Regions from separate parts of the Homo sapiens genome. Here region 2 is linked to region 1. A link is a contact called in ENCODE Hi-C data. All regions are on one chromosome and are shown on one strand. Each heading gives the region's core, a stretch centred on a gene start or an enhancer-like site at or near the end of the contact. The rest is flanking DNA. Distances are from core to core; before and after follow the strand shown.

Region 1 (5,355 bases), core at 611-3,110:
GTTTGTCCATTGAGCACCTACGGCATGTCAGGCACTATTTGTGGACAGAATGGACAGATACCCTCATGATTTCAGTAGATGTTGGCAATTAACACGTTTTCGTCTAGGCAGTTATTTTCCTTGTAAGAGCCACTCCTTTCCCGCTCTTTATGGCCCCGGAAAGGCTGATGGGGTTTGGGCAAATTCATGGTCTTCTGTTGATAGAGGGAGGGTCTCTTTGACATTCCCATGGGTGCTGCAAGGATATAGGTTTGGGCCTGTTGGCAACCATCTTTCCTACATATGGAATAAATCACTGTGAAGATAAGGCCACATCCCAAGGGCAGTGGCATTGAGAGGTGGAGCAAAGACAGTACCTTGTGAGCATCTTTGCGCCCTTGGATCTGACCAAATTTGAAGCCAGTCCTGCCTTTGGATATTCTGGTTTTTGCTTTGTGTTAGGGTTCTGTCACTTACCCCTGCACCTCTCCTGATTAATACAGAGATGCTGCTTGGGGGCAGAAGCCAGCTTGTGTTCACTTTCTCCATCTTCATTGCAGCATTCTACGTAATAGATGTTTCCTAAATGTTCACTGGTTGACTAATAGCTAGTGGGGCAGATTCCTTCTGGCCAAAGGCTCTAGCCTGAGAACAAAATCTATATGTATGTGGCCGAGATAAGACCAAGATAAGGGATTGTTGAGGGAGTGGCCTGGGAATGGAAACAGCCAGAGAGCTGACTGAGAACCGAAGATTCCCAGCCACCTGGGAGGGGCCTGTTCCTGATCTGTGGTGTGTCCTCTCTAAGGCTCAATTTTCACACTGTTTCACAGAGTGGCTGGGAAGTTCAAATAACAGCAATTAATTTGGATAGAAGCGTTTTATGAATGCATGAGTGTAAGGACATCCCTTTTACTGCCCCTGGAATTGGGCTCAGTTCAGGGACACTGATCATCTCTGGAAGAGTGGCTACTGGGTAGACTGTCCCTAAGAGGGTATAGGCTTTGCTTCTTCTGTCCTCTCTTCCCTGGAGCCTTCTAGAAGAGCAAGTCCCCAGGGCTTTACGCAGCTCTTGAAGTGGGAGGATGGGGTGGGTGGAGCTCCTTACTCTTGAACAGGTCAAGCTTCAGGCTGGGATCACACTTCAGCTCTCACTGAAGGCTGAGAATAAGAAAAGTTAGTTGCCAATCAGTAGACATCCCCTTGAGGGAGGCTGAGTGTTTACAACAGCAACCCTGCCAGATGGCAGTATCATCTCCACTACACAGGGGAGGAAACCCAGGCTTCGGAGGTTAGATAAGAAGCCCAGGCTTAGCTAGAAAGGTGTGGTTGGGAGTGAAAGTGAAGGATTTTTTTTGTTTGTTTTGCTTTTTTTTTTAATCTAAAGACGATAACCCCCAAATTCCACAATTTTCCTTTAATAATAGCTTACCATTTAATATGCATTTGTTAAATGCTGGGCCCTTGCCAAGGACTTTACATATATTGTTTTTATTAGGCTTTCCAAATAATCCCATACAGCAGTTATTTTTATCCCTATTTTACAAATGGGAAAGGTGAGGCTCAGGAAGTCCAGGTGGAAATGTACTCAGTGGGCAAATGGTGGAGGCAGGCTCGCAGTCCAGTCTGGCTGGTCCCAGGACTGGTCTTCTTTGGAATCTTTTTCCTGGAACCGATTCCACGGGCCTCTTTCAGGAGTCCAGGGCTCTCCTCGCAGTCTCTGGCTGCTCGGCGACTTCCCTAAATCCCTTTGAGGCGCCGGGCCCACCTCCAAGCAGATTTCATGGGAAAGGCTGCCACCTCGTGGCCAGATGGCAAACCCAACATTTGCCGGGAGGAGGCGAGGGCTGGTGAGGGAGGGGCTTTGTGGAGCAGCTGGTGCAGCCTTGCTTTCCGAGGGCGGCGTGCAGCCACAGTGCCCGCTGCGGGTGCTGGGGAATGGCGCCTTACAGGCTGCCCACCTGCCTCCTCAGGGTGGAAGGCGGGGCTTGGGTGTGAGCGTGCTGAATCAGAACTTTCCTGGAAAGTCGCCACTTGGTGTGGTCAGAGGATCACTGAAGTAAGTAAGTAATCAGAATATCCCTTCTCCCTAATTGTTTCACCTGGCTGGTCGTGGAGGAGGGAGAGGCGAAGGAGAAGGAATGGTGCATGCACTGGAGAGAGGATCCTTGGCCGGGATCTGTTCTCGGTGTTCCACCCCGTATAGACCCTGTCCCCAACTCTGGGCAAGTTACAGAACCTCGTCCTCATTTCCCAAATCTGAGCCGGTTTGAGGAGCGCTCCCTCTGTTCTGACCGCCCCAGCCTTCCTTCAAGCCCTCATCCAGACTGTTGCAGATTCTCCCGGGCTCTGGGCCTTCTGCCACTCTTCTCTCTCCACTTTGCAAACCCAAAGATTCCCTAATCGTGTTTCTCCCTATGTACAAGAGTCACACTGATGTCCCTCATGACCTGGCAGGAGAATACCCAGCTTCTTAGCCTGACTGTTATTCCTGCCTCCTTCCCTCCAACAAACCTCATCTCTGGCTGTGCCCTTCCCGCTGAGCTCCAATCCCCTGCTCCTCATTTCGGGCTGCAGGTGAAACTCACCTACCCACGATCAGACCTTTCTTCCAGAGGTCCTGATCTAATTGGCCTGGGACCCGTGTCTAGCGCGCTCGCCGGTGGTTCTAATCCTTAGCACCTGCCCCGGCCTCTCTGAACTTCTCACCTGTCTCTTTGCATATTTCTTCTCCTTCCTGCTACCCCCTCCTGCCTTGTCTGTCTTGCATTCTCTTACTTGCCAGTGCCCAGCTCAAATGCTTGTGGAGGCTGGGCACGGTGGCTCATGTCTGTAATCCCAGCACTTTGGGAGGCTGAGGCAGGTGGATCACCTGAGGTCAAGAGTTCGAGACCAGCCTGGCCAGCATGGTGAAACCCCATCTCTACTAAAAATACAAAAATTAGCCGGGCGTGGTGGTGGGCATCTGTAATCTTAGCTACTTGTGAGGCTGAGGCAGGAGAATCACTTGAACCTGGGAGGTGGAGGTTGCAGTGAGCCGAGATTGCACCATCGCACTCCAGCCTGGGCAACAGAGCAAGACTCTGTCTCAAAAAAAAAAAAAAAAAAAAAAACAACAAAACTTGTGGAGAGAACTCATACTCCTGTCCTCTGGACATCATGTGTTTGCTCATCACTTGTGTGCCAGCCCTGAGCCTACTGTGCTGTAGTGATTGATTGGCTTGTGAGTTTGTCTCACACTTTAGACCATGTTTTATTTATCTTTGTCTTCCCAGCTTCTGACAGTGCCAGGGACAAAATTGTGCTTGGTGACTCTGAAAGTAGAATGCCTGAACAGATGTCCCTTGTTCACATGGCTAGTCTTCACATGGCTGAGACCCTCCACTTTCCAGATGTCACCCTTTCTGAAAAGCCCTTGAAGCCATGAAGAAGGTCCACACACTGAAAGTACTTGTTCAAGTTACCCAGGCCCAGGAGAGGGGAGAAGCTGAGATTGCTCTTGAGGACATGAGATTTGAGGGAAGATCTTTCTCCATCTTCCCAGCTCCCGCATACAAATCTCTCCCCCTGTGAAAATTGTTATGCTTCAATTTCTACTCTTAGAAAAATCAGTGTTTGGAAGAAAGTTTCTAAAATAATAAAAATGAGGTTGGGCACGGTGACTCACGCCTGTAATCCCAGCACTTTGGGAGACCAAGGTGGGCAGATCACTTGAGGTTACGGGTTCGAGACCAGCCTGGCCAACATGGTGAAACCTTGTCTCTACTAAAATTACAAAAAATTAGCCGGGCATGGGGGCAGGCTCCTGTGGTCCCAGCTACTTGGGAGGCTGAGGCAGGAGAATTGCTTGAAACCATGAGGTGGAGGTTGCAGTGAGCCGAGACTACGCCATTGCACTCCAGCCTGGGGAATAAGAGTGAGATTCCGTTTCAAAAAAACAACAAAAAAAGAACATTTATTGAGTACCACATATCCATGATACAGGCAATATCTCATTTAATCATCAAAGCAGCCATCCTCATCCCTGACCAATGATGGACTATTATATAAGTGAGAAGCTTTTCTTCTGCTAACTTGAGTTTATCTCTTAACACAGCGTATGATATTTACCTTAATTAGCACATGTGACCTTCCCAAGTTTCCATGTTCGTTTAGTGAGTGGTAGAGTCAGGACTGGTTCCTAGGTGGTCTGACTTCAGAGTGCATGATCTTCACTAACCCATAGGCTGTACCGCCTTTCCAGAATTCTTTTTTTTTTTTTTTTTTTTCGAGATGGAGTCTCGCTGTGTCGCCCAGGCTGGAGTGCAGTGGCGCGAACTCGGCTGACTGCAAGCTCTGCCTCCTGGGTTCACGCCATTCTGCCACCTCAGCCTCCCGAGTAGCTGGGACTACAGGCCTCCGCCACCACGCCCGGCTAATTTTTTGTATTTTTAGTAGAGATGAGGTTTCACCATGTTAGCCAGGATGGTCTCGATCTCCTGACCTTGTTATCTGCCCGCCTCGGCCTCCCAAAGTGCTGGAATTACAGGCATGAGCCACTGCGCCCGGCCCGCCTTTCCAGAATTCTGTATCAGTCTGTCCTGGTCATGCAAGGACTGGCCCATGGAAAGGCGGGAAAGGATTTCTGCCCCGAGCCTGTTTCCTTCTCCCTTAATATGTGTTTGTGTAGTGTGTTATAAGAGCCTGGCCTAGGTGTAGCAGAAAACCCATGGATAATTGAAAGATGGTTAAACCAAAAGAGGAGAGTTTCAGGCCTGGGTGGCATTCTGGTGACATGTGGTTCCCTTTGTGACACACTATTTGCCCACCCTTTGGGTCTATCACCCTTTGGGTCTACCCAAGAGGCTGGATGGGGCAGAGAAGCCACAGGCCGAGTGAGATCCCCCGGCTTCTGGCCTGGTGTGAACTCCCTGTCCTGGTGGGCACTGCTGGCTGCATCTACTGCAGGAGGATAAAACACAGTGGCCAGTCCGCACGAAGCTCCCACCAAACCAAGATTTGAGCGGTCCTCATGACCCACTGGAAGCTGTTCTGTGAGATTTCTCCAAGTACTCCTGACACCAGCCAGATTAAACAAGGCAGGCAGCAGCTGGGCCCAAGCAACTCAAAGACAGAGAAGCTGTCTGTCTCCTGCTTCCCATCCTCCTCCTGAAGGGAAACAGCCCAAACTCATGGCCCTGGGGAGATGCGGCTGTTCACATGTCCTTCCAGAGGGAAGTGCTCTGGGCCATTTTCATTGCCTGCTTGCTTTACTAAGTCATCACTGGCTCTGCTAGTGACGCTAGGAGGGCTTGTGAAGTCCGGTACCTGGGTTCAAGCAGGCCAGCCCTGCTTCTCTCTTTCTTTCCTTCCACCTGTGGGTGATGGGACCACAGG
Region 2 (5,677 bases), core at 110-2,609, 610 kb before region 1:
TAAATGGATCCATTAACCAAAAAGAACATATTGTAGTGATGTATAACCAGAGCTGGACAGTTAATTGCTGACTATGTTTTTGATTGTTAAGAAAGTGAATAAATCCCACAATTGTTCTTAATAGTTGCTAGGGTTTCTCAGATTTTGTTTTACAGGGTCTCTTTTCCCCTCTTACAATATCTCTAACTACGCAAAGGCCTCAGGACTTGAAAGGTTCAAGATTCTACAAACCCAGACTCCTAAGTCACTCCAGCACCCACCATCAGACCACCCTCTAAGCCATGCAAATGTGTATTACTCAGGATCCTAAACTCAGTGAGGATCTTCTCTTTGTTTATACTCACTACTAGCAGCTGGGCTTGCGGGGAAGAAGGAAAGGGGAGTGAATTCACTGCCTAAAGGATGAATTAACCAAAAACACCTAAGGGGAATTGAATACTGTGTACCTCTAATCAGTTCAGTCAGCAGGCACTTGTCAGGCAGGACCCAAAGGCCCCAGAGGTACAATTCATGTTCTCCAGTAGCTTACAGTGTAACTGGGGACAAGAATCATGTACATACAAGAAAATGTTTAGTAAAGTACCAATCAACATGAAAGTTGGCTAATAAGTAGCTATACGTAATGAGGGGCTGTCAGAGCTCAGAAGGAACAGACAGCTTTAGGCAATGTAGCCTAGCGGTTAGAAGCATGGTTTTGGCGGTCTGATAGAAGTATGTATGAATTCCATGTGTTCTAGGTTCTTAGTCTGTGATGTTAAGTACATTACTTGACACTTCTAAGCCTATGTTTCCACTGTATAAAATGAGGATAATAGTTGGACTTACCTCCTAGGGTTTTTGTGGAGGTTAATAAAATAATGCATATGAATAACTTAGTCCTACGCTTGATGCATGAAAGGTATTTAGAAAGTTCTAACTACTGTTGCTGCTGTATTCCTTTGTTACAATAGTGAAGACTGTAGCTGGGCCTGAATGGTGGTTAGAATTCACAAAGTAATAAAGATAGTACGTGCAAAGTGTAAAGGCAAAACTGTATAAGATGTGTTTCCAGCAGAGACATCTCATGGGAGTGGAGGGATCTGGGGCAGAAGAGTGTGTGATTGGGTTAGAAAGAGAGGTGGAAGCCGGTTGCTGGAGAGCCTTGACTGCGAGGAGCATGGGCTTTAGATGTAGGCACTGAGAATGTGGATGGCTTTTGCCCTGGGACAGATCACGGTGAAAACATTTGTTCTGGAAGGGGAACCGGGGACAGGAGGAGGTGGCAGAAGGAAAGGTCGGGGCAGGAGATGAGGCTGTAGTCCAATGTGAGGGTTTAGGCTCGTATCTCTCTCTCACGCTGTCTCTTGGGAGAGAGAAGCAGGAAGTGGAGAAAGAGGCCAAAGTAAGCAGTCCCTGGGGACAAAATCAACAGAGCTTCGCAGTCAGTGAGTTGCTAGAGGCCATGGAAAAGGAAGTGAAAAACGATTAGTTCCAAGTTCAGACAATACAGAGAATGATGGCAAATTCTCATAATCATTCATTCACACTATTTTTTGAGTGCCTTCTAAGTGCTAGTTCTGGGGGAAACAGCAGGGAGTAAGATATATCAATATAAATCTGTGAGCTCTGTCTTCTTGGAGCTTCCACTTCACAGAAATGGGAAGTTCAGGAGGAGGAGCCAGGCTTGGAAGATCCTGAGTTGGGTTGTAATCACATTGGGTGTGAAGTGATGTCAAGTCTTCTGTCAGCATTGTGGACAGAGCATCTTCTCTGTGTGAGGAAGTTTGTGATCTGACATCCTGTCCAGTTCCTGCTGGTTGAAGGACTTTGCTAAAGCCACGCTATGTCTCTGGTCCTCAGCTTCCTTGGTTTTAATAAGAGGGAGTCAGACTAAATAATCTTACAGCCCAAGAGAAAAACTCATGTGAGTAATTAGAACTGTAGGACCTGAGCTGAGGAGCTGATGCTTCATGGAGGAGAAGCATCTGGACAGAGGTGATAATGAAGCTGTATGTTTAAATATGCATCGGCACATGGAAAATAAGAGACATTTAGCACAAATTAAATTTCTATAAAACCTGCTAAGGAAACACTCCTCCTCCTACCAGTCCTCAGTTATGGAGATTGTCTACCTTGTGAATGATAAATAGCAAATTTTAAATCTCAGAGATGCATATCCTTGTCATCAGCTTGTTTGAGAACCACTACCCAGCCCCCAAGCCTGCTCCACCACAGTGTGTGAGCTCAGGGAATTCACACCATTCCACTATTACCTTAAAGACTAGAAGATAAACTGCTGGCATATCCAGCTTCAAACTGCATGCTATGTAAAATGACAACCAGTTGGGCCTATGTGTAACACCATACGCTTTACTACACGGAGAAAATAAAAAACTATCTGGTTTAAAAAATAATTTTGTAGTTTTGACGTATATTTTCTTTGCTTGCGCTGACATTTCCCTTCAAGAAAGAAGAGGCTGTGGCCAGGTGTGGTGGCTCATGCCTGTAATCCCAGCATTTTGGGAGGCCAAGGCGGGTGGATCACCTGAGGTCAGGAATTCGAGACCAGCCTGGCCAACATGGTGAAACCCCATCTGTACTAAAAATACAAAAATTAGCTGGGTGTGGTGGCAGGCACTTATAATCCCAGCTACTCGGGAGACTGAGGCAAGAGAACTGTTTGAACCCAGTAGGCAGAGGTTGCGGTGAGCCAAGATCGCACCATTGCACTCCCGCCTGGGAGACGAGTGAAACTCAGTCTTAAAAAAAAAAAAAAAAGGAAGAAACTGTGATACCCACATTTTCCACATAAAATTAAGTTTTCATCAATGTGTATAAGTTGGTAAAAGTCAGCAGATAAAATTAGGCCTAGGCCTCTGCAACTAAGCTACCATCCATCAGTAACACACCCAACCATCTTTTGGACTTTCGCCATGGACACTTCTGTCTACCCGGGTTCCTTTTCTCACAGCCATGCCTGCAAACAGGAACAATAAAGTGACCAGAAGCTGCTACAGAGCAGAGTCCCTATTCACCTAAGCAAGTAGGCAAGCATGCAACTTTTATCAGAGCCCAGAGAAAGGACGCAGGCGGCCTCTGAGCCCTGTGGACCTGAGGAGCCACAAGCATGATGCTCTCAGTGAAGGGACTGGACGCCTGCCCCTCCAGACAGCAGAAGGAAGTCCCTAATTGCTTCCTGCTTCTCCAGAGAAGAGAGAGAACGTAATTATCTGGGGATGCCACTCTACGCAATTACTGAAAGCTGGTTTAATGGGCTGGTCTCATTCTCCACTACTTGCCTAGAAGGGCGGAAGGTGCTGTATTTAAAGAGAGACAGGCGGTTCGATGGACAAAGTGATCTGGATGAAGAAAGAGACCCTTAGAGAGACTGTCCTGTAGAGAGACCAACACTCACCACTCCAGTATGAAATGCCTACTGTATGCAGAAACTGTGCTAGGTACTGGGCAAAGGCACAGCGAAAAGGAGAGAGGAGGGAAAGAAAAAGAAATCACGGAAAGACGTAGAGATAGAACCAAAGGAAATGAATTGGGAAAACAAGAGAGATGACAGGCCACAATCCAGCCAAGCCTAATAAGAAAAAGACAAAAACCAGTAGGGATTGTTTTTTTTTAAATGTCCCCTTGCCCTGTCTTTCTCAGCAGTTATGTTTTCCTCTGTTTTTCAGTTTCTATTTGCGAGGACTGTGTAGGACATGCATTCCAGAAGGGAAAATCAATAACCCCTGTCTCTGCCAGCTAGCAGAATTTGGAATTGACGCTTTGAAAACAAAGCTGGGCAGGCAGCCTTTGTGTTCTCTAGTTAGTCTGTGTTGCCGCACCGCCCGTGTCTGCCCTCCTGCTTCCTGAGATTAATGAGGGCTGTCTCCGCCCCGGTGAGCAGGTGGTAATCTCATGTGAGGGTGAGGGAGGTGTGGGGAGGGACACCAGCACCCGTTCGTTGGTAGCATCTCTGTCTGCTCATCTCAGCAGCCATTTGTTTTGTCACTGCACCTGGAGCAGTGTCCACACTCCTGGTCTTGTCCTGCAAGGCTGTACGTGAACTGGGTGCTCTCACTTATCTCATGCTTCCCATGCTCCTTTACATTCCCTGAACACCCCAAGCTCCTTCCTGCCCCAGGACCTTTGCACTTGCTGCTCCCTTAACATAAGATGCTACACCCTCAGACCTCCACACAGCCAGCTCCTTCTGATCCTTCACATCCCGGCTCAAATGTTGCCTACTGTCCCCCACTGCCTTCCCTCTCTATCCCATCACCCAGTCATATTTCTTCAGAGCACTTATCACCCTCTGAAATTATCTCATTTATTTCTTGTTACTGGATGTTATCCTGTTATTACTTGTCTCTGGATGCACATAGCAAACCTGTGTACACAGATATCCTGCCTGTTTCAATCACTGTGTTGTCCCCAGTACCCAAATGGTTCATGGCAGGAGTAAAGTGGACTAGAAATGTATTGAAAGAATGACTTTGTTCATTCATTTCACAGGTGTTTGCCGATGGCCCGTTACATACCAGAAATCATACACATTGTTAAAATGCTTTATATGAAAATTATATATACCATATACTATAGAAATAATAATATACCATATTGTATTATTATTGTGTAAGAATAATATACTATAGGAAAGAATAAGGTGCCATTCTTGTATCCGAAGAACTCACAGTCTAATGATATTCCCATTTTCCAGATGACAAAATTAAGTTTACTAGTGAGGGAGTCAATTAGTAAACCCGCAGTCATAGGCCATGGATTAAGGCTTCGTTGGAGCTAAGGACAACTATATGTGGAAGCCCAGGGAGACAGGTCTCATTCTGGCTTCACTCAGGAAATGACATGAGTTGGGTCTTGAAGGATGCATAGGAGTTCATCTAGGGGAAATGTATTGCAGGAAGAAGGAACAGCATGTGAAAATTCACCAACATATGTAAAGGGACAGAGGTGTGTGAAAGAGTTGATGCTCGTGAGAGATTTGTGGCTGGAGTATAGCTAGCAAGAGAGGCAATAAAGAGCAATGAGGTTAGGGAGATGGGGAGGTGCAGGAAGGTAGGACCTAGAACCCCATGATCCATAGAGCAATGGGGGTTTATTGGGGGGTTCCTAATAGGGGAGTGGCATGATCAGATTTTCACTTAAGAAAAACAGCTTCAGCAGCAGTGGGGAGGGTAGATTGCTGAGAGGCAGAGACTGAAGCTGTGTGGGCAGAGAGGAGACTTGTGCAGTTGTTCAGAAATATGGGGGACCTAAATCGAGCAAGTAAAGTGGATCTAAAAAGGCAGAGTCAAACTGCAGGGACTCAGGGGCTAGCTGGGTGGGGGAACTGAGTGCCTGTTACCAGGGCTTATCAACCAGAGACAGAGGTGTACTTCAGTGCAAGCCGGCTCTGACGCAGGAAGAGTGCCTGGCTCTCGTCTCAAATGGGGTGCTGCATCTTGAAGGGGGATTTAGGAAAATCTGCTCATCCGAGGCAAGGCCATGCAGATTTATCATCTCTGGGAAGTGCAGCAAGTTCCCCAGCCTTTCCTGCTTTGCATTCCTGACTGAGAGTGTCAGGTTCAGAATTGCTGCTAGAGGAAGTTGCACTGGGCCCCAGTTTGCTGAGTGCTACCTAAAAATGCTATCTAAAGACAGGGGTCATGTCTACCTTCCTGCCTGCCTCCCTCCACCCTTCTCT

The links. Hi-C counts contacts between places; a loop is a spot of excess contacts on that map. Pooled maps may share reads with other maps.
Region 2: a map with no recorded cell type shows a loop between it and region 1 (7-fold over the local background). The contact joins two enhancer-like sites. A Hi-C loop is called at or near these places in 3 of 37 single-sample maps with no recorded cell type and 3 of 50 pooled maps.

What each region holds. Positions count from the first base shown.
Region 1 is chr5:168,265,961-168,271,315 of GRCh38, reverse strand. No RefSeq gene overlaps it. Among named protein-coding and RNA genes, the nearest start is that of WWC1, 23 kb to the left of the region's middle. Within about 2 kb of position 1,860, at least 5 of the 41 ENCODE cell types and tissues checked have a DNase peak (open chromatin) inside an H3K27ac peak, as active enhancers do.
Region 2 is chr5:168,875,798-168,881,474 of GRCh38, reverse strand. All of the region lies in intron 5 of SLIT3 (slit guidance ligand 3), which reads left to right. Among named protein-coding and RNA genes, the nearest start is that of MIR218-2, 110 kb to the right of the region's middle. Within about 2 kb of position 1,359, at least 3 of the 41 ENCODE cell types and tissues checked have a DNase peak (open chromatin) inside an H3K27ac peak, as active enhancers do.